Regions from separate parts of the Homo sapiens genome. Here region 2 is linked to region 1. A link is a loop called in an ENCODE intact Hi-C map of the cell type or tissue named here. Cell type or tissue: PC-3. All regions are shown on one strand. Each heading gives the region's core, and the rest is flanking DNA. Links, peaks and the distances in the headings are about the cores only. Region 1 overlaps TTC7A (tetratricopeptide repeat domain 7A). Region 2 overlaps STPG4 (sperm-tail PG-rich repeat containing 4).

What was found. Peaks named below come from ENCODE experiments on the same cell type or tissue, not always from the same donor. Only the 100,000 strongest peaks of a DNase experiment are listed, where the experiment ranks them.
Region 2: it touches region 1 in a loop (10-fold over the local background); 2 of 110 quality-filtered maps call a loop at or near these places.

What each region holds. Positions count from the first base shown.
Region 1 is chr2:47,011,296-47,019,295 of GRCh38, reverse strand. It overlaps TTC7A (tetratricopeptide repeat domain 7A), which reads right to left. Exons shown (of 20, transcript NM_020458.4): 11 at 7,861-7,965. Among named protein-coding and RNA genes, the nearest start is that of TTC7A, 74 kb to the right of the region's middle. In PC-3, for the core only: CTCF peaks have their summits at 2,576 (motif pointing left) and 3,877 (motif pointing left); a DNase peak (open chromatin) is centred at 2,635; H3K27ac peaks cover 1,389 bases.
Region 2 is chr2:47,113,207-47,130,758 of GRCh38, reverse strand. STPG4 (sperm-tail PG-rich repeat containing 4) reads left to right here. Exons shown (of 7, transcript NM_001163561.2): 4 at 499-563; 5 at 764-818. Among named protein-coding and RNA genes, the nearest start is that of STPG4, 33 kb to the left of the region's middle. In PC-3, for the core only: a CTCF peak has its summit at 9,071; DNase peaks (open chromatin) are centred at 9,048, 9,348 and 11,558; H3K27ac peaks cover 2,695 bases.

The DNA of each region.
Region 1 (8,000 bases), core at 1-8,000:
CTCCCAAAGTGCTGGGATTACAGGTGTGACCCAACACATCCGGCCATAATTTTGATTTCTATTACCATACTACAAGGCAGGCTTTTTGCATGCAGAGTCATAGCAGTGATTAGGAAGGAAAAAAAGTATGATCAATTCTATTAAGTATGACAATATACAATACAATAGCACACAGTATTAATATACATGGGTACTGTAGCTGGCAAAAGGGGAGAATAATGTCACAAGAGTGTAAATCCTAAAGCCCTTGAGAATTTGACTTTGTCATCTCTGTTCTGAGTTACTATAATCCCACCCAACTCCGGAATCAGCCCCACATCCATGAGTAGGCACTTCATGCAAAGAGGCAGGGCAGTCTAGCAGCTAAGAACACAAGCTCTGGGGCCAAACACCCTGGTCCAAATCCTAGGCTGGTCACTTGCTAACCTTGGGCAAGTCACTTTGTTTTGTTGTGCTTCCTTCTCTCTTCTGTAAAACAGGGATAACAATAGTGTCTCTCCCTGGATGAGGTGCTGGGAGGACAGGATGAGATAAGATGGGGCAATGCTCACAGCAGTGCTTAAAAAAAAATAACTATTATTAATAGTTGTAATTTATATATCTATATATTTACATATGTAGATATATAACTGTATATTTCATATATGATATCTACTTTCTTATATGTATATAAGCTTTGATATAATAATATAAGCTTTTTTTTTTTTTTTTTGAGATGGAGTCTCACTCTGTATCCCAAGCTGGCGTGCAGTGGCACAATCTCAGCTCACTGCAACCTTCACCTCTGGGATTCAAATGGTTCTCCTGCCTCAGCCTCCCAAGTAGCTGGAACTAGAGGCACACACCACCACACTGGTTAATTTTTTTATATTTTTAGCAGAGACAGGGTTTCACCATGTTGCCCTGGGTGGTCTCGAACTCCTGAGCTCAGGTGATCCACCTGCATTGGCCTCCAAAAGCGTTGGGATTACAGGTGTGAGCCACTGTGCCTGGCCAGCTTTTTTTTTTTTTTTTCTGAGACGGACTCTCACTCTGTCACCCACTAGGTTGGAGTACAGTGGTGCGATCTTGGCTCACTGCAACCTCTGCCTCCCAGGTTCAAGTGATTCTTGTGTCTCAGCCTCCTGAGTAGCTGGGATTACCAGTGTGTGCCACCATGCCCGGCTAATTTTTGTATTGTTTGTAGAGATGGGGTTTCACCATGTTGGCCAGGCTGGTCTCAAACTCCTGACCTCAAGTGATCCACCTGCTTTGGCCTCCCAAAGTGCTGGGATTACAGGAGTGAGCCACTGCAGCTAGCCAGGTTCATATATATATGTATATCAATTACAACTACTCATATATACTAATATATATATATCCATATTTTGTATATGTATTATACAATTAATCTTCCATGGTTTTAAAAATATCTCAGCCTAAGTCTCTGATGGCAAGTGTCATCTGAGTATAGTCCTGGTTCCTCATAGCTACATGACAAATTGGGAAGTGGCATCAAAGACCCTCTGGAATCCAGAGAGTAGACATTACTGCCTGCCTTTTGTCTCTCAGCCAGATCCTTAGCCACAGAGGAGTGACTCTACATGAGCATAAGTTGGCACCTCCGCAGGCCCGCACAGTCCACTATGCTGAGCTGGTCGAGCTTTCCATCCCCTATCCAGGGTCCACTCACCCCACTGTGGGTAATACACTGGAGTATTTCCTATCTTATTCTCTGATAATCTACAGTCTATTTCAAGGTTTTGATTATTTTATTTTTGAGATGGGGTCTCGCTCTGTAACCCAGGCTGGAGTGCAGTGGCATGACCATAGCTCACTGCAGCCTTGACCTCCTGGGCTCAAGCGATCCTCCCACCTCAGCCTCCCAAGTAGTTGGGACCACAGGCACGCACCATTGCACCAGGCTGACTTTTTACCTTTTTATTTTTATTTTTTGTAGAGATGAGGCAGGGTGGGTCTCACTATGTGGTCCAGGCTTGTCTGGAACTCCTGGGCTCAAGCGACCCTTCCCACTTAGCCTCCCAAAATGTTGAGATGATAGGCATGACCTACCACCCCAGTCTCAAATTTTTTTTTTTTTTTTTTTTTTTTTTTTGAGACAGAGTGTCGCTCTTGTTGCCCAGGCTGGAGTGCAGTGGCATGATCTTGACTCACTGCAACCTCCGACTCCTGGGTTGAAGCGATTTTCCTGCCTCAGCCTTCCGAGTCACTGGGATTACAGGTGCCCGCCACCATGCCTGGCTAATTTTTGTTATTTTTAGTAGAGATGGGGTTTCACCATGTTAGCCAGGCTGGTCTCGAACTCCTGACCTCGGGTGATCCACCCACCTCGGCCTCCCAAGGTGCTGGGATTACAGGTGTGAGCCACCTTGCCCGGCCTCAAATTTTTTTTTTAAGAGTTCTATTTCACAGCCCACTAATGGGCCCCACCTGCGATCTGGAAAAATTGCTCTAATCAGATGGCTGCAGACTGGCCCAGCGCCTGCCCTTCTGCTCTACTCCAGACGTCTTCCTCCCTGCCTAGCACCTCATGTGCCCTTTCCAGACACTTCCTCCTTGTGGCCTCCAAGTTAACAGCTGGTGGCTCTGTAGTCCAGGCTGCTGCTTCTGCAGCAAGCTCAGGTTACAGCACCGGGCTTTCCTTGCTCATCAAAATACTTCTAGGGTGAGTTTCCAGAGTTCTCTTCAACCTTCCTTCTCCCAGTGATACACTGCTCTTGAATGCCTTGTTTATCTAGGGCAGCCATGGAACCTTGCCACTAAAACCCAGGTGAAGATCTTTCCCTGCCTAGTCCTCTGCAATTCTAGAGTGATTAGGGGCTCCCCTGGCATTTTCACAGCACCACAGCTACCTGATGGCATTGGTGTTTCACAGCAGAAGGCGCTGAGGGCACAGGGAGCTGAGCTGAAGCGACCTATCCAAGGTCACCTGTCTAGGAAGTAGCAGAACTGTTTCCAACCCCAGTCTCCTGATGCTGATTCACAGCTACCCTCTGGAGGGTTTCATTTTTCTCCTCTCTGACCCTTTGGAAAAGGATGCATTGAAGGACATAATGTTTTGATCCTTTGTTTTTGTGTTACATAAGTAAGGGAAAATTTCCTGTGACTTTACAAGTTCCTCTGTCTCTCCAGTGTTTCGAATTTGGTCCCTACACAGACTGGCTTCTTGCTCACACACTCTGCTAATGCCCAGGACTGCCTTCCATTTCAAGGGTTACCTCACCTTGCAGTGAGCCAAAAAGGTTTGCCCTCGGAATCTTCACCCTCGTTCCTCTCTTTCTGGGAACTACAGAAAGTTCGTTTCTGAGCCCGCAGAGTTTTTAACAGCACCTCCAGTTTCTCCTTAGTTCCTTCCCACGAGCCCGGAACCTGCTGTTAGCTGCTCTACTGAAAAATCCCCTTTTTTTCTCCCTGGGAGGAGTAGTAGGCACTCTTTCCAATTTCTACAAGCTGGTGGCAGGAGGGCTGGCATTCTTTCTCCCCTGCCTCATCAACACTTAATCCATCTTCCTGGCTCTGCCCACCCCTGAATTTGAAAAATGAAGTCAAAAACATCAAGGCGCATCCTTTTTGTGTGCCTGCTATTTTCAAGGGGCTGTAACGGTGATAGCAACCATGCAGGTACCCGCAGTGTGCTAAGCAGGGGCACTCTTCATGTCATCTCTGATATTCACAGCTACCCCATAATGGCGGACATGATTGTTTCCAGGCTACAGATGAGGAAACCGAGGCACAGACAGGGTAAATTACTCCCTCAAAGTCACACAGCTAGTAAGTGGGAGTACATGGGTAGGCAGAAATTTGAACTCTACCATCTCTGCCTCCAAAGCCTATGCACTTTTCCACTACCCCCTGCTGCCCTCCTCAGGAAGGAGGTGAGAGATGGCATCAGAGACCTTTCCAAAGATAAGCATGCCCTGTTTCCATTTTGCAACTCCTCTGCTGTCTGTGTGACACCACACATGCATAGCCTTTCCTCTTTGCCTCCTGTAAAGGTTTCAACTTTTTAAGTTAAATGAATTTTAAATAATTGGAGGGATACAAAAAAATATTTACATCTCTCTTTCCTTCTGCTGCAAAAATAGGGACCCTGGCAGGAGGCTGGGCATGCCAAGGCAGAAGGCTGCCATGCAGGCCTCTCTGATTTCAGTGCTGGCGTCACTGAGTCAGAGCCTGGGAAGCCCTCCCTCACCAAGGGGAACTTCAAGATAAGCCCCAGGGTCAGTGCTCTCCCATTCCAAACCCAAACCTGCTCAGCTACTCCCACCCTGGTGCAAACCCCCGAATCAGCCAGCCAGCACGTGACCATGCACGTCCCTCTGCCTGCCACAATCCCCAAGACACAACCTTGCTCTCAGACCCAGACCCGGTATGGGGTGTCCAACAGTGGCTCTGGGCATGAGGACAGGATGTGGGAAGAGCAGGTGCTCCGCCTCTGGGCACATGGCCACCCAGTCCAGCTTCACCCAGCACAACTCGTTTTCCAAATGTCCTAGTTTCAGCCTCCCTTTCTGCAACCCAGGCCAAATTGACCACCCCCAGATTTCTGTCCCCTGCTCATGGGGCTTGGCTGGGCCTGCTGGGGGCTGACGTGAGCCAGAATAACTGCGAAGGCAGGAGACGAAGGGGGTGTGAGCCGCCTTTTGGGATCTGTGCCCTGTCTCATGCACGAACACCCCCTGCCTGCCAGGCAGACCCATTCTTTTCACTGTGAGCCTCAGGAACAGAGAGTACAGGGCTGACCCACTCTGGGCCTCCCTGTAGAACTAGGGATGGTGAGGCAGGAACCCAGCAGAAGGATGGGGCCAGTTTCCAGTCCTTGAGAAAAAGGGGCTCAAACACGAAATTTGTGGGGAGCTTGTTGCCTCCCTTCTCAGAACCCTTGGATATCCCACAGCCTGCTCTCTTTACAGTGCCACCTAGGGAGCAAGAATTAGGTGCAGAGTGCTGGGAGAACCCCCAAACCAAATACAGATCCCTCATCTGGTCCCTTCCTGGCAGGTTGGGATGTGTGTCGCTTCGTCAGTTACTAGTATAGCACCTACTATATGTAGGCTTCCTGTGGGGGAGAGGGGGTCAGAGTGCAAGACATGGCAAGTGAGCAAGTTCCCCACCTAGTTGGGAAGTCATGCACCACATAAGACAGAATTCATTGCCAAGTGAATGTGTCCATCGGCAAGAAGGATCCATCCAGCGAGCACCAGGCATTGAACCCTGGGCTGGGGTTTCAAAGAAGAGACAGATAATTCCTGCACTCAAGAAACACAGATGATCACAATGTGATGTGATCTGTATCCAAGACAGGTAGGAGGTGCAGGGGGTGAAGCTTCCAGATCAGGGAAGGTTGCCAGGAGCCCACTCTCGGGCCACCCATGGGACATCACTCTGGCCTGTGCCTGATTTAAACCCTGGCTCAAACTAGCCCCTGAACCCAAATATGCTGCTCAGCTGAAGTTAAACAGCTCACCCTTCTCCTCGATTCTGATGACAAGTCTGCATGTTTAAGTTTCCTTTTGGGCTTTTCTATTTATGTTGTCATTGATTACTTTGCTCCTAACTCATCTGATTTCAATTTGGACTGATTTGATCCTAATTTTATTACCATGTAATCTGAATGCACATAATTACTGTAATTATGCTGCTGAGGGAAACAGCTCCTGCATGGTGGGAAGACCTAAATTTAGGGCTTCCTGGCAAGGGCGGCCGTTGGCTGGGTGGACCCACAGCTACCTCAGAGCTGGCAGCCTTGAGGGGCACAGATGCCCTCCCCCGCTACACCCCCTCAGAGATGGGTATTTTGGGTTTCATCTCAGAGATGAGCTTGAGGCCCCTCTCAGAAGCCCTAGGAGCAAGCAGCGGCCTGAGTTGGGGTCGGGGAGCCCACCTGCTCTGCACACTCTGGCTCATATCTCCACCCTCTGCTGCACGTGCTCAGCACCCATGGGCCACCTGTATCTGAAGTGCTTGCTCACAAGGTCGCCCTACCTCTGGGTGCCAACTGTCTTCCCCAAAAGACCTGGGAACCAAGGGTTCCCTGATACTCATGAGGTGGGGGAAAGCAAGCTGTGATGCAAGGGCCTGGTTTTGGCCCTCCTGTATCCTCCCTTGCCCTCTCAGTTCAGTCTGAGGCTGCCTCCTCCATGATGCCTCCCTGACCCGTCCAGCCCTCTCCCTACTTGGTCATTTATGTCCCACCCGAGGAGACTTACTGTTTCCATTTTACAGATGAGAAAACTGAGGCACAGTGAGGTTAGGTGCCTTACTCTAGGGTACCCAGTGGGTGGGCAGTGAAACTCTTAACTACCTCATTACACTGCTCCTTCCAAAGCCCAGAGCCCATTACAGGACTGATCTCACGTAATTCTCCCCAGCCTAAATGACAGCATAAAGAACACGAGCCAGATGCCACACTTTCCCTTCCTCCTGATCAGCCACAGAGGGGATGGGGCACTTCAGACACAGGGATCTGAGAACCAGGTGGAAAAGGGGAAAGGTGCTCTTTTCACCCAGCCTCTTTGTGCTTGGGAGGACTGACTCCCTGGAGCAGAGAGAAGGCAAGCCCTGCTGCGATGATGAGGCGGGGACCCAGCAGAGGGATGGGGCCAGTTTCCAATCCCAGGGAAGAAAGGTTGGAACATGGAATTTGTGGAAAGCTCATTGCCTCCCTCCCCAGAATCCATGATTTGTTTGTGTACAGGAGGGAAAGTGGCAAGAAGAGTTGTAAAGGCTGCTAATTATGAAGCTCCTGCTGCATGCACCCAGAGCCTGGCCCCCACTGCCTTAAAACAAGCTGGGCACACAATGGTGAGGGGGTGGCCGAAGGTGTCAGGCCAACTGGAAGACAGGGAGGCCATCTCCAGGGGAAGTGCCCACTTTAGGAGACCCTGGGCCTGGAGAGCAGATGAAGGAACTGGGGAGATGTGGGTGGAGAAGGGCCTGATATCCATCATGTGGGAGGGAGAATGCGCTTGCTCTGTGTTGCTTGAGAGGGTAGAAATAGGAGGCTGACATCAGCAAGCTGATTGGGACTGAAGAAAGCAAAGATTATCCAGAAGTGGGCCCCCAGTCGGAAGAGATACCTGCACAGAGGCCCCATTGCTGGGGCCCAGTGCCGTGGCCCAAGAGCCCCCATAGGCCTGGAGCAGCATCCGAGTAGGCCCAGGGCAGGAGGACTACAGCAAGGCGGGGGACCTGGGCTCCTGGCACTGTTCTCCTTCACTACTCCAAGCTGCTGATCTCATGGGAGTCTTCAGGAGCCTGCAACCCCCAACTGGGGGGTTAAAGGCCTCGAACTGGGGAAAGAGCAGACCTGGAGCCATAGCCTCCTAACAGTTCAGCTGCTTCTGCAGAGAGCAGTAAGCAGGCAGCGGAGCACAGGGCAGGGCCCTGGAGGGCTGGAGCCAAGAGGAAGGAGAGGGGCTGACAGAAAAGACCAACTTCCCATTCCGCCAAGAGCAGCTCTGCCCCCAGAATCGCGCCTTGCAGGCCCTTGCAGATTGGATGCTAAGGTCATCTGAAGCCTCAGAAATGATGAGGCTGGTCCAGGTGACTCAAGGTCTTACCTACTACTCTGCTGCTGGGCAGGTGGGGAACACCTCTACTTCCTTATGTTTCACTCTCTGGAGGCCACAGTTCAAGGCTGAACTGCCAAACCAGACACCATCCTGAGTCAGGGGACCCTGCCATTGGAGGCTGGCAGCTCCTCAGAGACTTTCTCCCTGCCCAGGCCCATCTGCCTGGTAGCTCCCATCCTTTCCACCTTCGGCATGCACCCACACATACACGTCAAGACGTGCACAGCCAGCTGCTGCCACCCTCCCCACAGGAGGCCTCTGGGACCTGCCCTCACAGCTCACTCACCCAGCGAAGGGACCCGATGCAGACCTTCGCGGCCATCAGGGGCACGGTGGGGTCCGAGGGCCGCAACTTCACACACTCCCGCAGCAGGGACACAGCGTAGGCTGACTGCAGAAAAAAAGAGCAGGAAACACTGTCACTCA
Region 2 (17,552 bases), core at 5,022-13,021, 110 kb before region 1:
TGGATCACTTGAGGCCAGGAGTTCAAGACCAGCCTGGCCAACATGGTGAAACCCTGTCTCTACTAAAAATACAAAAATTAGCTGGGCGTGGTGGTGTGCACCTCTAATCCCAGCTACTCGGGAGGGTGAGGCAGAGAATTGCTTGAACTGGGGAGGCGGAGGCTGCAGCGAGCGGAAATCACGCCACTGCACTCCAGCCTGGGCGACAGAGCGAGACTCCATCTCAAAAAAATAAAAAGAAAAACTGTGATCAATTTGACATTTTCCTATGCAGCATCTCAGGTATGCTGTCTATAAAATTCACCATGAAGACCGAATCTATGTTAAATGTTTTGAAGCTCCACCTTTGGAAATGTACATTTTCCTTTTCCACTATTAAAGTAAAGAAGGAATTATCCAATGTTGTATGGTCATAAAATAAAAGATTACGAATGACAGATAACGAAGTGAGTTTACAACCTCTATTAATCTATTGGTGTCCTTGTCCATTCTGTGCAGTCACTTCAGCTTTCTCCGGGGCAATACAACGTGCTTCCTGCACCAGTTCCCAAATATGCTTCCAGGTAATTATATACTTATTAAATAAGCTGCCTTTCTGTTTACATACCTACACGCCAATACTCCTGGCTTTTAAACCTCATTTATGCACCTCATATGCAAATTAACATTTTAAAATATTTAATGAAAGGTAGGGAATAAGTTAACAAAGATCTTTAAAAAATAGATTTAGAAAATCACTTTTCTTTTTTATTTTGAAATATAGGAGCTGTGTATTTCGCTCAACAGTTCAAAGATTCCCAACAACCTATTTTATTCCCGTAAGTATAATGTAGACAGTTAACTCATGATGAATTTGATGTTTAAAATACGCTGTGCTTTCTGGAGTGGAGCAAGGTGGCCACATAGAACCCTCCAGTGATCGTTCCCCCTAGCAGGAACACCATTATCCACACAATTATCCACACAAGAAAACACCTCTGTAAGAACCAAAAAGCAAGTGTGGGATCGCAATACCAGGTTTTAACATTGTATCAAGGAAAGAGGCACTGAAGAGGGTAGGGTAGAAAAGACAGTCTTGAATTACTGACACTACCCTCCCCCATCCCCTGGCAGCAGCCACGTGGCATGAAGAGAGAATCTGCCCTTGGGGAAGAGGGAATGCCGTGACGGGGGGACTTTGCACGGGAACACCGTGCTGCCTGTAACAGGGAAAGCAACACAGGACAGAATTCAGCTAGTGCCCATGGAGGGAGCATTTAGACCAGCACTAGCCAGCCAGGAATTGCCCATCCCAGCCGTTCGATACTGAGTTCCAGCTCTCCCTACCACTGTGGGCTGAAGTGCTCTGAGGTCCTAAATAAGCTTGAAAGGCAGTCTCGGCCACAAGGACTGCAGTTCCTGGGCAAGTTCAGGTGCTCTGCTGGGCTCAGAGGCAGTGGACTTAGGGTACACAAGACCTAGTGAGACACCAGCTGGGGCAGCCAAAGGAGTGCTTGTAGCAGCCATCCCCCAGCCCCAGGCAGCACAGCTTGCAGCTTCAAGAGAGAGGCCTTCCTTTTGCTTGAGAGGAGGAGAGGGGAGAGTAAAGAGGACTTGTCTTGAATCTGGATACCAGCTCAGCCACAGCAGAATAGGGCACCTCAGGCAGAGTCCTGAGGCCCCCATACCAGGCCCTAGCTCCCAGACAACATTTCTAGACACATCTCTGGCTGGAAGAGAATCCACTGCCTTAAAGAGAAGGACCCAGTTCTGGCAAGATTCATCACCTACTGACTAAAGAGCCCTTGGGCTTCGAATAAACACCAGCAGTGGCCAGACAACACTCACTGCAGGCCTTAGCCAGTGCTGTGCTGCTTCAGGTGTGATCCAGCACTTTCCCAGCTACAGTGGTCACAGAGAGAGACTCCTGCTTGAGGAAAGGAGAGGGAGGAGTAAAGGGGATTTTGTCTTGCAGCTTGGGTACCAGTTCGGCCACAGTGAAGTGGAGCACCAAGCAGGCTCCTGGGGTTCCCAATTCCAGGCATTGGCTCCTGGATGTCATTTCTGGACTCCCACTGGGCCAGAGGGGAGCCCACTGCCCTGAAGGGAGAGACCCAGGCCTGGCAGCCTTCCTCACAAGCTGACTGAAGAGCCTTGAGTGAACATTAGTGGTATCCAGGCAGTACTTGCTACAGGCCTGAGTGGCATAGAGAGATTCTTTCTGCTTGAGGAGAGGGGAGGGACGAGTGGAAAAACTTTGTCTTCTGGCTTGGGTGCCAGCTTAGCTGCAGTAGTATAGAGTACCCAATAAATTCCTAAGTTTCCTGACTCCAGGCCCTGGCTCCCAGATGGTATTTCTGATCTGCACTTGGCCCAGGGGGCAGCATGCTGCCTTGAAGGGAAGAGCCTTTGGGCCTTGAGTGAACATGGGCAGTAGCTAGGCGGTAGTTACTGCAGCCCTTGGGTGAGACCCAGTACCATGCTGGCTCTGACCCAGTGCAGTCCCAGGGATATTGGCCATAGAGGTGCTTGTGTCACCCGTCCCTCAGCTTTAGGCATCTCAGCACAAAGAGAGACTTCGTTTGTTTGGGGGAAGGGAAGGGAAGAGAACCAGAGTCTCTGCCTGGTAATCCAGGGAACTCGCTCAGATCTTATCCAAGACTACCAAGGCATTACCTCTACAAGTCTACCAGAATCACAGCAATTACTAGGCTTGGGGTGCCCTCTAATGCAGACACAGCTACGGTGACCAAAGACAGATTACAGCACTTAATTCCCTTTGAATACTTGGAGAGCCTTCCCAAGAAGGACAGGTACAAACAAGACCAGCTGCAAAGACTACAATAAACACCTAACTCTACAATGCCCAGACATCGGCAAACATATACAGGTATCAAGACCATCTAGTAAAACACAACCTCACCAATCGAATTAAATAAAGCACGAGTGATCAATCCCAGAGTGACACAGATATGTGACCTTTCAGACAGACACCTCAAAATAGCTGTTTTGACAAAGTGCAACAAAATTTAAGATGACACAGAGAATGAATTCAGAATTCTATCAGATAAATTTAGCAAACAAATCAAAATAATTTTAAAAAATCAAGCAGATACTCTGGAGCTGAAAAATTCAATTGACATGCTGAAGAATACATCAGAGTCTCCCAATAGCAGAACTGATCAAACAGAAGAAAGAATTTGTGAGCTTGGATGGGGTGCAGTGGCTCATGCCTGTAATCCCAGCACTTTGGGAGGCTGAGGCAGGCAGACGGCTTGAGGCCAAGACTTCAAGACCAGTCTGGCCAACATGGCAAAAGCTTGTCTCTACTAAAAATACAAAAAGCATCTGAGTGTGGTGGTGCACACCTGTAATCCCTGCTACTTGAGAGGCTGAGGCATGAGAATCGCTTGAACCTGGGAGGCGGAGCTTGCAGTGAGCCAAGATTGTGCTGCTGCGCTCCAGCCTGGGCAACAGAGTAAGACTCTGTCTCAAAAAAAAAAAAAAAAAAAAAAAAAAAAAAAAAAGAATTAGCTTGAAGACAAGCTATTTGAAAATACAGTCAAAGGAGACAAAAGAAAAAAGAATGAAGCATGCTTACAAAATCTATAAAATAGCCTCAAAACGGCAAATCTAAGAGTTATTGGCCTTAAAGAGATAGAGAGAGAGATTGAAGTAGAAAGTTTATTCAAAGGGATAATAACAGGGACCGTTCCAAACCTAGAGAAAAATAGAAATATTGAAGTACAAGAAGGTTATAGAACACTAAGCATATTTAACCCAAATAAGACCACCTCAAGACATTAATAATCAAACTCCCAAAAATCAAGCACAAAGAAAGGATCCTAAAGCACAAGAGGAAAGAAGTAAATAACATACAATGGAGCACCAATACATCTGACAGCAGACTTCTCAGTGGAAACCTTATAGACCAGGAGTGAGTGGCATGACATATTTAAAGTGCCGAAAGAAAAAAACTTATCCTGGAATAGTATATTCAGTAAAAAATCCTTAAAATGTGAAGGATAAATACTTTCCCAGACAACCAAAGCTAAGGCATTTCAACACCAGACCTGTCCTACAAGAAACGCTAAAAGGAGTTCTTCAAATTCTGAAAGGAAAGGACATTAATGAGCAACAAGAAATCATCTGAGGCCAGGTGCAGTGGCTCATGCCTATAATCTCAGCACTTTGGGAGGCTGAGGCAGGAGGATTGCTTGAGTCCAGCAGTTCAAGACCAGCCTAGGCAACATAGAGAGACTCCATCTCTACAAAAAATTTAAAAATTACCTGGGCATGATGGCATGCACCTGTGGTCCCAGTTACTCAGCGAGGCTAAGGTGGGAGGATCACTCGAGCCCAGGAGGTCAAGGCTGCAGTGAGCCATGTGTGTGCCACTGCAGTCCAGCCTGGGCAACAGAACAAGACCCTGTCTGAAGAAGAAGAAGGAGAAGGAGAGAAAGAAGAAAGAAGAAAGAAGAAGAGGAAGAGGAGGAAGAGGAGAAAGAAGAGAAAGAAGAGGAAGGAAAGAAAGAAGAAAGAACCCTAAAACTTAACGTGGAACCACAAAAGACCCAGAATAGCCAAAGTCATCCTGAGCAAAATGAACAAAACTGAAAGAATCATATTACCTGACTTCAAATTATACTACAGAGCTATTGTAGCAAAAACAGTATGGTAGTAGCATAAAAACAGACATAGAGACCAATGGAACAGAATAGATAACCCAGAAATAAATCCATATATCTACAGTGAACTCATTTTTGACACAGGTGCCAAGAATACACATTGGGGAAAGGACAGTCTCTTCAATAAATGGTGCAAGGAAAACTGGATATCCATATGAAGATGAATGAAACTAGAACCCTATCTCTTGCCATTTTACAAAAATCAAATCAAAATGGATTAAAGACTTAAATCTGGCTGGGTATGGTGGCTCACGTCTGTAATCCTAGCACTTTGGGAGGCCAAGGCAGGAGGATCCCTTGAGCCCAGGAATTCGAGACCAGCCTGGGCAATATAGGGAGACCCTGTCTCTAGTTAAAAAAAAAAAAATTAAATCTAAGACCTCAAACTATGAAATTATCAAAACAAAACATTGAGGAAACTCCAGGACATTGGTCTGGGCAAAGATTTCTTGAGTGACACCCCACAAGCACAGGCAACCAAAGCAAAAATGTGTAAATGGGATCACATCAAGTTAAAAAGTTTCTGCACAACAAAGGAAACAATCAACAAAGTGAAGAGACGACCCACATAATGGGGGACAATATTTGCAAACTATCCGTCTGACAAAGGATTAATAACCAGAATATATAAAGAGCTCAAACAACTCAATAGGAAAAAGGTCTTTTTTTTTGAGACAGCGTCTTGCTTTTTCACCCAGGCTGAAGTGCAGTGATGCAAACACAGCTCACTGCAGCCTCGACCTCCCTAGTGTAAGCAATCCTTCCCCTCAGCCCCTCAAGTAGCTGGGATTACAGGTGCATGCCACCACATCCAGCAAATTTTTGTATTTTTTTGTAGAAATGGGCTCTTGCCATGTTGCCCAGGCTGGTCTTGAACTCCTGAGCTCAAGCGATCTGCCCACCTTGGCCTCCCAAAGTGCTGGAATTACAGGCATGAGCCACCATGCCCAACCTCAATAGGAAAAAAATCTAATAATTTGTTTAAAAAATAGGCAAAAGATCTGAATAGACATTTCTCAAAAGAAGACATACAAATGGCCAACAGGTGTATAAAACGGTGCTCAACATCGTTAATCATCAGAGAAATGCAAATCAAAACTACAATGAGATATCATTGCATCCCAGTTTAAATGACTTATATCCAAAATACAGGCAATAGTGAATGCTGGCGAGGATGTGGAGAAAAGGGAACCCTTGTACACTGTTGGTGAGAATGTAAATTAGTACAGCCACCACGAAGAACAGTACAAAGGTTCCTCAAGAAAGTAAACATAGAGCTACCATATGATCCAGCAATCTCACTGCTGGGTATATACCCAAAAGAAAAGAAATCAGTATATTGAAGAGGTATCTGGTGTTTGTTGCAGCACACTGTTCACAATAACCAAGATTTGGAAGCAACCTTAGTGTACATTAGCAGATGAATGGATAAAGAAAATGTGGTACATATACACAACAAAGTACTACACAGCCATAAGAAATAATGAGGTCCTCCTATTTGCAATAACATGAACAGAACTGGAGGTCATTATGTTAAGTGAAATAAGCCATGCACGGAAAGGCAAACTTTGCATGTTCTCATGTATTTGTAGGAGCTAAAAATTATTAATAAAACAATCAAACTCATGCAGATAGAGAGTAGAAGGATGGATACCAGAGACTAAGAAGGGTAGTGGAGGATGGAGAAAGGGGAAGTGGAGATGGTTAATGGATACAAAGATATAGTTAGATAGAATGATAAGATCTAGTATTTGATAGCACAACAGGTGATTATAGTCAACAATAATTTATTGTACATTTAAAAATTGGCTGGGCACGGTGGCTCACACCTGTAATCCCAGCACTTTGGGAGGCAGGCGGATCATTTGAGGTCAGGAGTTCAAGACCAGCCTACCAGCCTGGCCAACATGGTGAAGCCCCACCTCTACTGAAAATACAAAAATCAGCCAGCTGTGGTGGCATGCGCCTGTAATCCCAGCTACTCAGGAGGCTGAGGCAGGAGAATTGCTAGAACCTGGGAGGCAGAGGTTGCAGTGAGCTGAGATCGCGCCACTGCACACCAGAATGGGCAACAGAGTGAGACTCCATCTCAAAAAAATAAATAAATAAATAAATAAAATAAAAATAAGAGTATAATTGGCATGTTTGTAACATAAAGAAATGATAAATGCTTGAGGTGATGGATACCCCATTTATCCTGCTGTTACTATTACACATTGTATGCTTGTATCAAAATATCTCATGTACTCCATAAATATATATACCTACTATGTGGCCATAAACATTTTTCAAAATAAAATATACTATGAATCCTTTTGCTATAGTAAGATTAACATTTTGCTCATCATAGTAGATAAGCTCTGAATGACTAATGCAATTGATTTAAGATATACATAAAGTATATCTGAAGATATACGAGAAATGAGTAACCAATTTGTGGCAAAGTGTAGAAGAAAATGTTCGGCTCCTTTACTTTCTTTAGGTCTTGACTGAAATACCACTTTCTCAGGAAGGTCTTCCCAAGTCACCTATTCAAATTTGCTGTCCCCTTCCTTGGTTTATTTTTTACTTCATAGCATTCATAACTGTCAGACACAATACCTTTTAAAATGTATCTACTCTGTTTTTATCTTTCCCCCTCACTAGAACGTAAGCTTATGAAGGCAGGGATTTCTTTCCTGTATACCTAGCACCTAGGCAAGTGACTGGCACATAGTATTTGGTGAATTAATTAATTAAATCGCTAGAGATATTCAATAGATCATGGTATTAACAAAAAGGAAGCACCTCTCTGTTTCTTTCCTTTTAAAGATATGAAAATGCTTTTCTATTTCTAAATATTTCCAAATGCATGACCATGAGTTATGATAAAAAATGAACTCTTTTAGATAAATAGCTAGTCAGTAGGATGTCAAAAAAATAAATAATTATATAAATCATCTGAAAGAATAAGAAAATATAAAATTGGCTGGGCACAGTGGCTCACGCCTGTAATCCCAGCACTTTGGAAGGCTGAGGCAGGCGCATCATTTGAGGTCAGGAGTTTGAGACCAACCTGGCCAACATGGTGAAACCCCGTCTCTACTAAAAATACAAAAATTAGCTGGGCGTGGTGGCATGCGCCTGTAATCCCAGCTACTCAGGAGGCTGAGGCAGGAGAATGGCTTGAATCCGGGAGGCGGAGGTTGCAGTGAGCCAAGATCACACCACTGCTCTCCAGCCTGGGCAATAGAGTGAGACTCAGACTCAAAAACAAAAACAAAAACAAAACAAACAGACAAACAAACAAAAAACAGAAATAAAATATAAAATTGTTTTGGGATAGTTTGATGCACTATAATTTATTTGTAGTTACAAACTCAGGATCAAAAAAGACCGCATAGCAAACATCTGCAAAAAAAAAAATTGAGAAAACTGAACAGAGCTCAGAAACAGATCCTAGAATATATTAATACAAGATTTTTTTATTAATACAAGATTTTTATATTTGATAAAGATGGTATGACAAGTCAGTAGGGAAAGGAAAAGATATGTTAGGTAACTTATTATTAAATAACTTGGAAAAGGTGTTAGATTCTCACTTCATAGCACACATTAAAATAAATTTCATATTGATTAAAAAATTTGATACTTTTGAAGCCATTAAACCAGGAGAAAATATATTAGTATATATCTAAGGATAAGCAAACTTTCTGAGATAATAGCAATGGAAGAAATTTCAAAGGAAAATAAATACTAGATTTGATTATATAACATTAAAAATGCTTTGTATATCAGAAAACAAACTGCAAACAAAGTTAACAGGCAAATGTAGACTAGGAAAAGTATTTTCAACATTCCTAACAGATAAAGGATTAATAGCATTATCTATAAAATTATCATAACAATCTATAGGAAAAACAACAGAAAAGTAAAACAGATAAAGGACATAAATAGACAATTCATAAATAAATTCAGATTACAAGGTGAAAAATCTTTTGATCTCACTAACATTTAAGTGTGTGAGAGACTAAAAGGCTGATTGAAAGCTCTCTGTATGTGGGTGGTATAGAAGGCTAAATTATAGCCCCCAAAGATATGTCTATGCCCTAATGCCTGGAATCTATGGATGTTACCTTACATGGCAGAGATTTTGCAGATGTGGCTAAGGATTTTGGGATGGGGAGATTATCCTGTACTCCAGGGTGGGGAAGAATGAGATTACACACACACACACACACACACACACACACACACACACACACGAGGAGAGGGCAATTCAAATATAGAAGCAAAGATTACAGTGGTGCAGCCACAAGTCAAGAAATGCTGGCAGCCACTAGAAGCTGAAAGAGGTAAGGAACAGCTTCTCCCTTAGATCCTCTGGAGGGAGCATGGCCCTGCTGACATATAATTTTAGCCCAGTGAAACTGACTCAGACTTCAGACCCTAGAACTATGAGAGAATAAATTTGTTTGTTTAAGACACTGAATTTGTAGTAATTTGTTATAGCAGTCATAGTGAATGAATACAGGTGGGGATTATCTCCAGGTGGGTTTCATACTGGATGGGTGGGATAAGGACCTGGCTTTTCCTTTGATAGCCCATAAATATCCGTATCTGTAGGTCTTTTTTCTAGGATATGTCAGTTGATTCAAAACGACTCATCAGCTTCCTGCCTGGGGTTTAAGCCAGCTGTCAGTGTTCTGGGAGCTGAGTGGAGGGAGGGGCCTGTGGTCTCATCATTCAGTGTGTAGAAGTTCACTTAATTCCAGTTTTCAGTAAAGGCCCACATCCTCACAGTGCTTGGGGCTCCTGAGTCCAGATCTGTGGTGCAGTCCCCTCAGAACTAAACTCCCTGTCTCCTGTAGGGATATGGGAAGGGGAGTTGCCTGACAGCTAGGGGTGAGGGGAGACGGACCTGAAGTAAAAATATTCAACCAGACCTTCTGCTTTCAGATCTACCCCCACCCCCACCGCACAGGTGCCTGATGCCTTAAATTCCCCAGCTTTTCTTGTGTTCTGTGGAGCAAATCAGCTTGCTTCTCCTTCGCAAGTCCTCTGCAAGGATTTACGCTTCTGCCTTCTCTACACTGCCAGGTCAGCTACTATTCCTCCAAACTGCTTCACATCTTCCAAAAATATGTCATTCTCTCATGTTGACTGCTGTCTCTCTCTTGGCTCTTTGTGTATGTGTATGTATAGTTGTGTGTTGCGGGGGTAGGGTGAGATAGAACAGGAACCCCCTCTTAGGGACCTGGATGCCCCACCAAACATAAATGTTTTTTATATTTTAAATTCCTTCAAAAATTTTTTCAGATACCTATTGATAGCTAGCCCTGAGAAGTAAATAACTTAATAAAAAAAAGATAACAGTAGCCAAAAACAATAGCCAAGAACACTAAAATCACAGGATGTTTGCTACCCCTATGACCTCTTAACATATGACTGAAACCCGGACCCCCACCAAATGAATGTGCCAGGTCCATAGATGTCAAATAAGGGGGAACTGGGACTAAACTCTAACCACATTCTTTTTTTTTTTTGAGACGGAGTCTTGCTCTTTCGCCCAGGCTGGAGTGCAGTGGCGTGATCTCAGCTCACTGCAAGCTCCACCTCCCAGGTTCACGCCATTCTCCTGCTTCAGCCTCCTGAATAGCTGGGACCACATTCTTATCCTAAATTTCTTTCAGGTGGGACCTGGAAAAAGTCACACCCACAAGCCAGAGCTAACATTCTTTTCTGCTGGTCCCCAGTTTGTTTGTTTTTTGTTTTTGTTTTTGAGACAGAGTCTCACTCTGTCGCCCACGTTGGAGTGCAGCGGCACAATCTCGGCTCACTGCAACCTCCACCTCCCGGGTTCAAGTGATTCTCCTGCCTCAGCCTCCCTAGTAGCTGGGATTACAGGTGTGGGCCACCACGCCCAGCTAATTTTTGTATTTTTAGTAGAGAAGGGGTTTCAACATATTGCCCAAGCTGATCTTGACCTCCTGACCTTAAGTGATCCACCCACGTTAGCCTCCCAAAGGGCTGGGATTACAGGCATGAGCCACCGCCCCTGGCCTGGCCCCCAATTTTTAAACCAAGCCTCTTTTTTATCCAACTGCAAATCAGAAAATCTTTAAATGTACCTATGACCTGTAAGCCCTTGGTTCATGCAATGTCACCCTTTTAGGCTAAATAAAACCAATGTATAACCTCCATATATAATTTACAATTTTGCCTGTAATGTCTGCTTTCCCCACATTTAGCCCTACCCTTAAAAATTCTTACCTGCAAGCCACTGCGGAGGTCAGGACTTAAACATTAGCTGTCTGGCCCTCCTTGCTTGGTGCCCTGCAAATAAATGCCTTCCCGTTTTCTACTACAAACCTCACTTTAGGTATCTGGTCTTACTGCACTGGGTGAGCAGCCCCTAGTCTGTTCTACAATAGTTACGTCTTTTTTTATTTGATGGGAAAAGAATGGAGATAAATGCATGTGTTCAGTTGGCTTTGGAAGCAAGCAGTTAGGACACCAAGTTTTTTCTCCACTGCATGATATTGTATTTCCTTTGAAATGCATGCTTTTAAATGAAGGCTGTGAGTTAATAATGATTTGTTTACTATTAGTACAGAACAACTGAAAAATAATTCAGGCAGGACAATCTACTTGGTATGTGAAATAGCAGAAGGTAGTTGATTGTGACCATTTCTGCCATTGTTCTATTGCTTTTATGGAGGAGATTTTGGGAGATGCTTACTCTGCCACTTTTACTGATATCACCTCATCCATTCCATTTTATAAATAAAAGTGATTCACTGATTTGGAACATCCTGTCCTTTGAAAAAGTAAAAAGAATACTTTTATGGAAAATGTTCCAAGGCAAAGTAACAGCCCAGGGCTGTGATTCATGTCTGTCTTAAACATGCATTCCCAGAGCAGACTTATGGATTTGGTTTAGATCCACAAACTTGTGAACTGCAGAGAGGAAACTCTTTTGATCCCAGCAGTGGGAGATGGTGGCGTGCAGTGTGGGTGTGGTAAAGAAGCAATGTTTGCTGAGAGAACAATGTCTCAAACCTTCGTGTGATAAATGCTGTAATCCTTAGGACATTATAATGTGCCATTCAGCTTTTATACGAAAACTCATTTGGTTGATTTTATCATTCAGTTTAATTGTTCTAAAAATTAGCTTCATAGTTATGGAAGTGTGAAGGATTGTTAAAACTGGAAGAAACTTTATAAATCAACTACAGCATGTAGTAGGGTTAACTTTGATAATGATCTTGACTACCACCCGTTTAGTGTCTTCTGGTGCCAGGTGCAATGTTCAGTGACTGACATAGACTGTCTCATGTAATCCTCATAACTTGGGGAGATAGTATTAATTTATCATCTCTATTTGACAGGTCAGGAAGTGGCCATTAATTGCTCAAGGTCACACAACTATTAAGAGATAGAGTCAGGGCTTAGTTTTTTGGTGACCTCAAAAGCTGGGCTTTGAGCTGTCTTACCACTTAGTGCAGCGGTCCCCAACCTTTTTGGCACCAGGGACTGGTTTCACAGAAGACAGTTTTTCCATGGACCAGGGTTGGAGTGGGGAATGGTTTCGGGATGATTCAAGTGCATTACATTATTGTGCACCTTATTTCTATTATCATTACATTGTAATATATAATGAAATAATTATACAACTCACCATAATGTAGAATCAGAGGGAGCCCTGAGCTTGTTTTCCTGCAACTAGACAGTCCCATCTGGGGGTGATGGGAGACAGTGACAGATCATCAGGCATTAGATTCTCATAAGGAGTGCACAACCTAGATCCCTTGCATGTGCGGTTCACAATAGGGTTCCTGCTCCTATGAGAATCTAATGCTGCCGCTGATCTGATAGGAGCTGGAGCTCAGGCAGCAATGCGAGTGATGGGGAGTGGCTATAAATACAGATGAAACTTCACTCCCTTGCTCGCCCACCCCTCACCTCCTCCTATGAAGCCTGGGGGTTGGGGACCCTGACGTAAGCAACTCGCTTAAAACCTAAAGCCAAGTAGTCAATATTGTGCTGTCAGACCAGGTGCAGTGGCTTAACCATATAATCCCAACATGCTGGGAGGCCAAGGTGGGAGGACCCCTTGAGACCAAGAGTTCAAGACCAGCCTGGGCAACAGAGCAAGACCTCATCTCTATTAAAAAAAAAATATATATATATATATGTTGTACTATCTCTAAAGTGACAACTTCCCCCTGATAACTGAGGCTTGATCATGAGGCCAGGTTTCCCCACTTGACCCCTTTGCAGTAGAATGAGTTCATATGCAAGTTCTTTCATCTGTTCCAGAAATCATTTTGGATGCTTATGTGTGTGACACCCTATGCCAAGTAGGCATTGTTGATACAAAGGCAAGTGAGACATTTTATCAATGCTCTCTTTGTGCTTCAACAGGGCAGGGATAGTCTAAGGTCAGTTATCCAACCAATGTGTATACACGCAAGCACACACAAACTTATACATATTAAATGAGAGTCTGTGATTCACAAGGTGTGTGTCTGGCTAATGTGGGAACTTGAAACATGGCGCCCCAAATTAGACACTGATGACTCAATTTAACATTATCTGTTGGGCCGGGCATGGTGGCTCATGCCTGTTATCCCAGCACTTTAGGAGGCCGAGGCAGGCAGATCACCTGAGGTCAGGAGTTCAAGACCAGCCTGACCAACATGGAGAAACCCCATCTCTACTAAAATTACAAAATTAGCCAGGTGTGGTGGTGCATGCCTCTAATCCCAGCTACTCGGGAGGGTGAGGCAGGAGAATCACTTGAACCCAGAAGGAGGAGGTTGCAGTGAGCTGAGATAGTGCCATTGCACTCTGGCCTGGGCAACAAGAGCGAAAGTCCTTCTCAAAAAAACAAAAACAAAAAACCACATGCATCTTCTTTGTTCCAACAGCCACCTCCAAAACTTAGCAATACATTTGCTTGATAAGCTTCCCAGCAAGTGCCCGACCCTAGGTAGAGGAAGGAGAAGAGGGCATGGGTGAAGAGAAAGCTTGGTTAAGGCAAGGGGCACCCATACCCATTTCTCGGAGCCTACATCCTAAGCAAAAATCAAATAAACCAAAGCGCTAGGTGTCCTCTCAGCTTTTGGGTCCAAGAGCCTTTCCATAAGGTATTCATTAGTTGAGGGGCCCAGGAAGGGAAATTTGTATTTATATCTTTCTCACTCACTGCAGCAATGCCTGAAACTCCACAGGTAGGATATGAGAGCCCAAGAGTTGACATATACCACCCTTGATTTAACTGTTGAGAAATGTTTTGTGGAGGATTTTGCCTTTTCACATGTCCTCTTCTAAATGCATAAGCTCCCAAAATGAGGAAAATATTGATCAAGTTCATACTAAGGCATTAGTGACCTATCAGATTCTCTCCCCTTCTCCGCCATGCTCCCAGGAACATAAATGAGACAAGAATTAGGGTATCTGAGAGAAAGAAAAGGAACCGAAAAGAGGGAGAAATGTGAGACAGTGTCCCACTTATGTCCTTATTAACTGTTCTTTCAGTGCATGGAACACGTGTGCTATGCTTTTAGACAGTAGCCTTAAGACAATTCCGTAAAACCGTCTACAAAATAAGAAAAAATAAAATTTACAGAGTTGCTATGTTGGGAATTTTCACAGATGTTTAACTAGTAAAATACGTAAGTCTGTCGATTCTTATAAGATGAGCAATTTTGACATAAATGTGAAATAGAATAGTTTCAGAGAAACTCTACAACAATGAATGTTAAATAAATGGAGCTCCTGTTTATGTGGGATAAACCGCTATTTTGTGCAATTTGAATATCCTTCTATTCCTTAGATCTGCAGGGAGCCCTAGGGGCCTAATCACCTCTTAAAGTCCACACCTCTGAATACTATCACGTTGACAATGCCTGAATTTTGGAGGGGACGCATTCAAACCATAGCATAGGCCAGCCACTGGACATAGGCCCCTTGGGCAAAAGATTGGTGGAGTTTATCCTCTGGAAAAACTCAATGAGCCCAGAGGAAAGAACACTATATCCCAACACTTAGGGAACCCTAGGAAAAAGACTGGGTTTGCCATTCACTTGTCTGATCTCAACATATCCTAGCCACATACCCACAGTTTCTACCATGCAAGTAAGAAAATCCTTTAGGTCGGGCCTGGTGGCTCACGCCTGTCATCCTAGCAATTTGGAAGCCCGAGGCAGGTGGATTGCCTGAGCTCAGGAGTTCAAGACCAGCCTGGGGAACACGGTGAAACCCTGTCTCTAATAAAAATACAAAAAATTAGTCGTGCATGGCAGCGTGCGCCTGTAATCCCAGCAACTAGGAAGGCTGAGACAGAAGAATCGCTTGAACCCAGGAGGCAGAGGTTGCAGTGAGCCGAGATCGCGTCATTGCACTCCAGCCTGGGTGACACAGCGAGACTCTGTCTCAAAAAAAAAAAAAAAAAAGCCTTTAATGTGAACAAGAGATGGAGATAAACAGACAGAAGGATGGAAACCTGGTTGAAAACAGAACTCTGGGAATAGAAGGGGAAGATTTTTTAAAAATACAATTAGCATCCTCAGAAAGATGAGAACAGGAACATTATTTTCAACTTAGGATTCTATATTTAGCCAAACTAACAATGAATTGTGAAAACAAAGACTTTCAACATGCAAAAACTCATAAAAATTACCTCCCAAATACCATTTTAAAAGATGCCGCTGGTGATAAATACAGCAAAACAAAGGAGCAGATCCAGAAAGAGGAAGGCATGGGACCCAGGAGAAAGTAGATACAATCTGGGAGAGGAGTAGTGAGGAAATGTCCCAGGTTGACCACTGTGCAGCAAGCTGAAAGAGAAACCAATCAATATAATAGAAAAAGAAAATAGGAAACTCTAGAAGGAATGTTTCAAAAGAAAAAGGGGCACAAGAACAGCTGATATGATGGGGAAAAATGAAGAAAATATATGTAGCAAAATGTGCAAGTGAAAAAAAATGAGGCACTAATTGACTCCAGGTAAAACAAAAGGCTGTAGAAGAAAAGAAATAGGCCAGGCATGGTGGCTTATGCTTGTAATCGCAGCACTTTGGGAGGCCAAGGCAGGTGGGTCACTTGAGATCAGGAGTTCGAGACCAGCCTGGGCAACATGGTGAGACCCTGTCTCTACTAAAAATGCCAAAATTAGCTGGGCATGGTGGAGCATGCCTGTAGTCCCAGCTACTTAGGATGCTGAGGCAGGAGAATTGCTTGAACCCGGAAGATGGAGGTTTCAGTGAGCCAAGATCGTACCACTGCACTCCAGCCTGGGTGACAGAGCAAGACTCTGTCTTAAAAAAAATAAAAATAAAAAAATGTATTGTTGGATGATCGTTTAAGAATGAGGGAGTGAAACTGACTCACAAAGACATGAACCTGTCTGCAGGAAGGGATATTTGAATAGAATATAATTTTATAAGTGGTCAGTTCATTGGATAATTTGTGTTATAACTTTTGATTACATACACAACTTTGTCATGCAAGAATATTGGTACTCAATGCTCAGATAAAAAACAAATGCTGTGATAAGACGATGCATAGTCTTTTATTTTTATTATTTTATTTTTATTTTTGAGATAGAGTCTTGCTGTGTCACCCAGGCGGGAGTGCAGTCATGTGATCTCGACTCACTGCAACCTCTGCCTCCTGGGTTCAAGTTATTCTCTTGCCTCAACATCCCGAGTAGCTGAGATTATAGGCGCCTGCCACCATGCCTGGCTAATTTTTTTGTATTTTCAGTAGAGATGGGATTTCACCATGTTGGCCAGGCTGGTCTCGAACTCCGGGCCTCAAGCGATCTGCCCACCTCAGACTTCCAAAGTGCTGGGATTACAGGTATGAGCCACCACACCTGGCTTATTTTTATGTTTTTTTGAAAATGGGGTCTTGCTATGTTGTCCAAACAGGTCTTGAACACCTGGGCTTAAGCTATCCTCCTGCCTCTGCCTCCCTAAGTGCTAGGATTACAGGCATGAGCCACCACACTCAGCCCAATGCATAGTCTTTTCTAAATTTGGGCATCACTTTTGTTTTTGTTTTTGTTTTTTTTTTTGAGACAAGTCTCACTTTGTCGCCCAGGCTGGAGTGCAGTGATCTCGGCTCACTGCAAGCTCTGCCTCCTGGGTTCACGCCATTCTCCTGCCTCAGCCTCCCTAGTAGCTGGGACTACAGGCGCCCGCCACCACACCTGGCTAATTTTTTGTATTTTTAGTAGAGACGGGGTTTCACCATGTTGGCCAGGATGGTCTTGATCTCTTGACCTCGTGATCCACCTGCCTCGGCCTCCCAAAATGCTGGGATTACAGGCATGAGCCACTGCGCCCGGCCTAAATTTGGGCATCACTTTTTAAGGATTGTCACAAATGGGATTTACTAAAGATTATGTACAGGTTGTTGATAAATTTTGACAGAACTTCAGCAATCAAGAGCATACTCATTTCACCAAATTTGTATGTCTTGTTTATCGTTATTTTTAAAATATTCATTAATTTGATAGTTTAAAAATGTTCTTTTAATATGTTTGATTTGTTTTAATATGACTGTTGTTTTAATATGTTTTTTAACATATTAGTTGTTTTAATATGTTTGATTGATTTATGGCTATGCATTCTAATTAGTGTTTATTAACCAGTTACTTGTGGCCCTTCCTGTACACTTTCTGGTTATGGTCTTTGCCCAGTTATCTGTTGGGTGGAGTTTTAGTATTCTTTTCTGTTGATTTGTTTAAACTCTATATAGTTAAGAGATATTAGCACTTATATTTGTTGAAGTTTTTCAGGGATTTTTCCTTTTGCTTGTATTTTATTTATACAGAAGTTTAAAATCTAAAACGTCTGTGTCATCAAATGAGGTAGTTCGTCATCATCTTCTGGA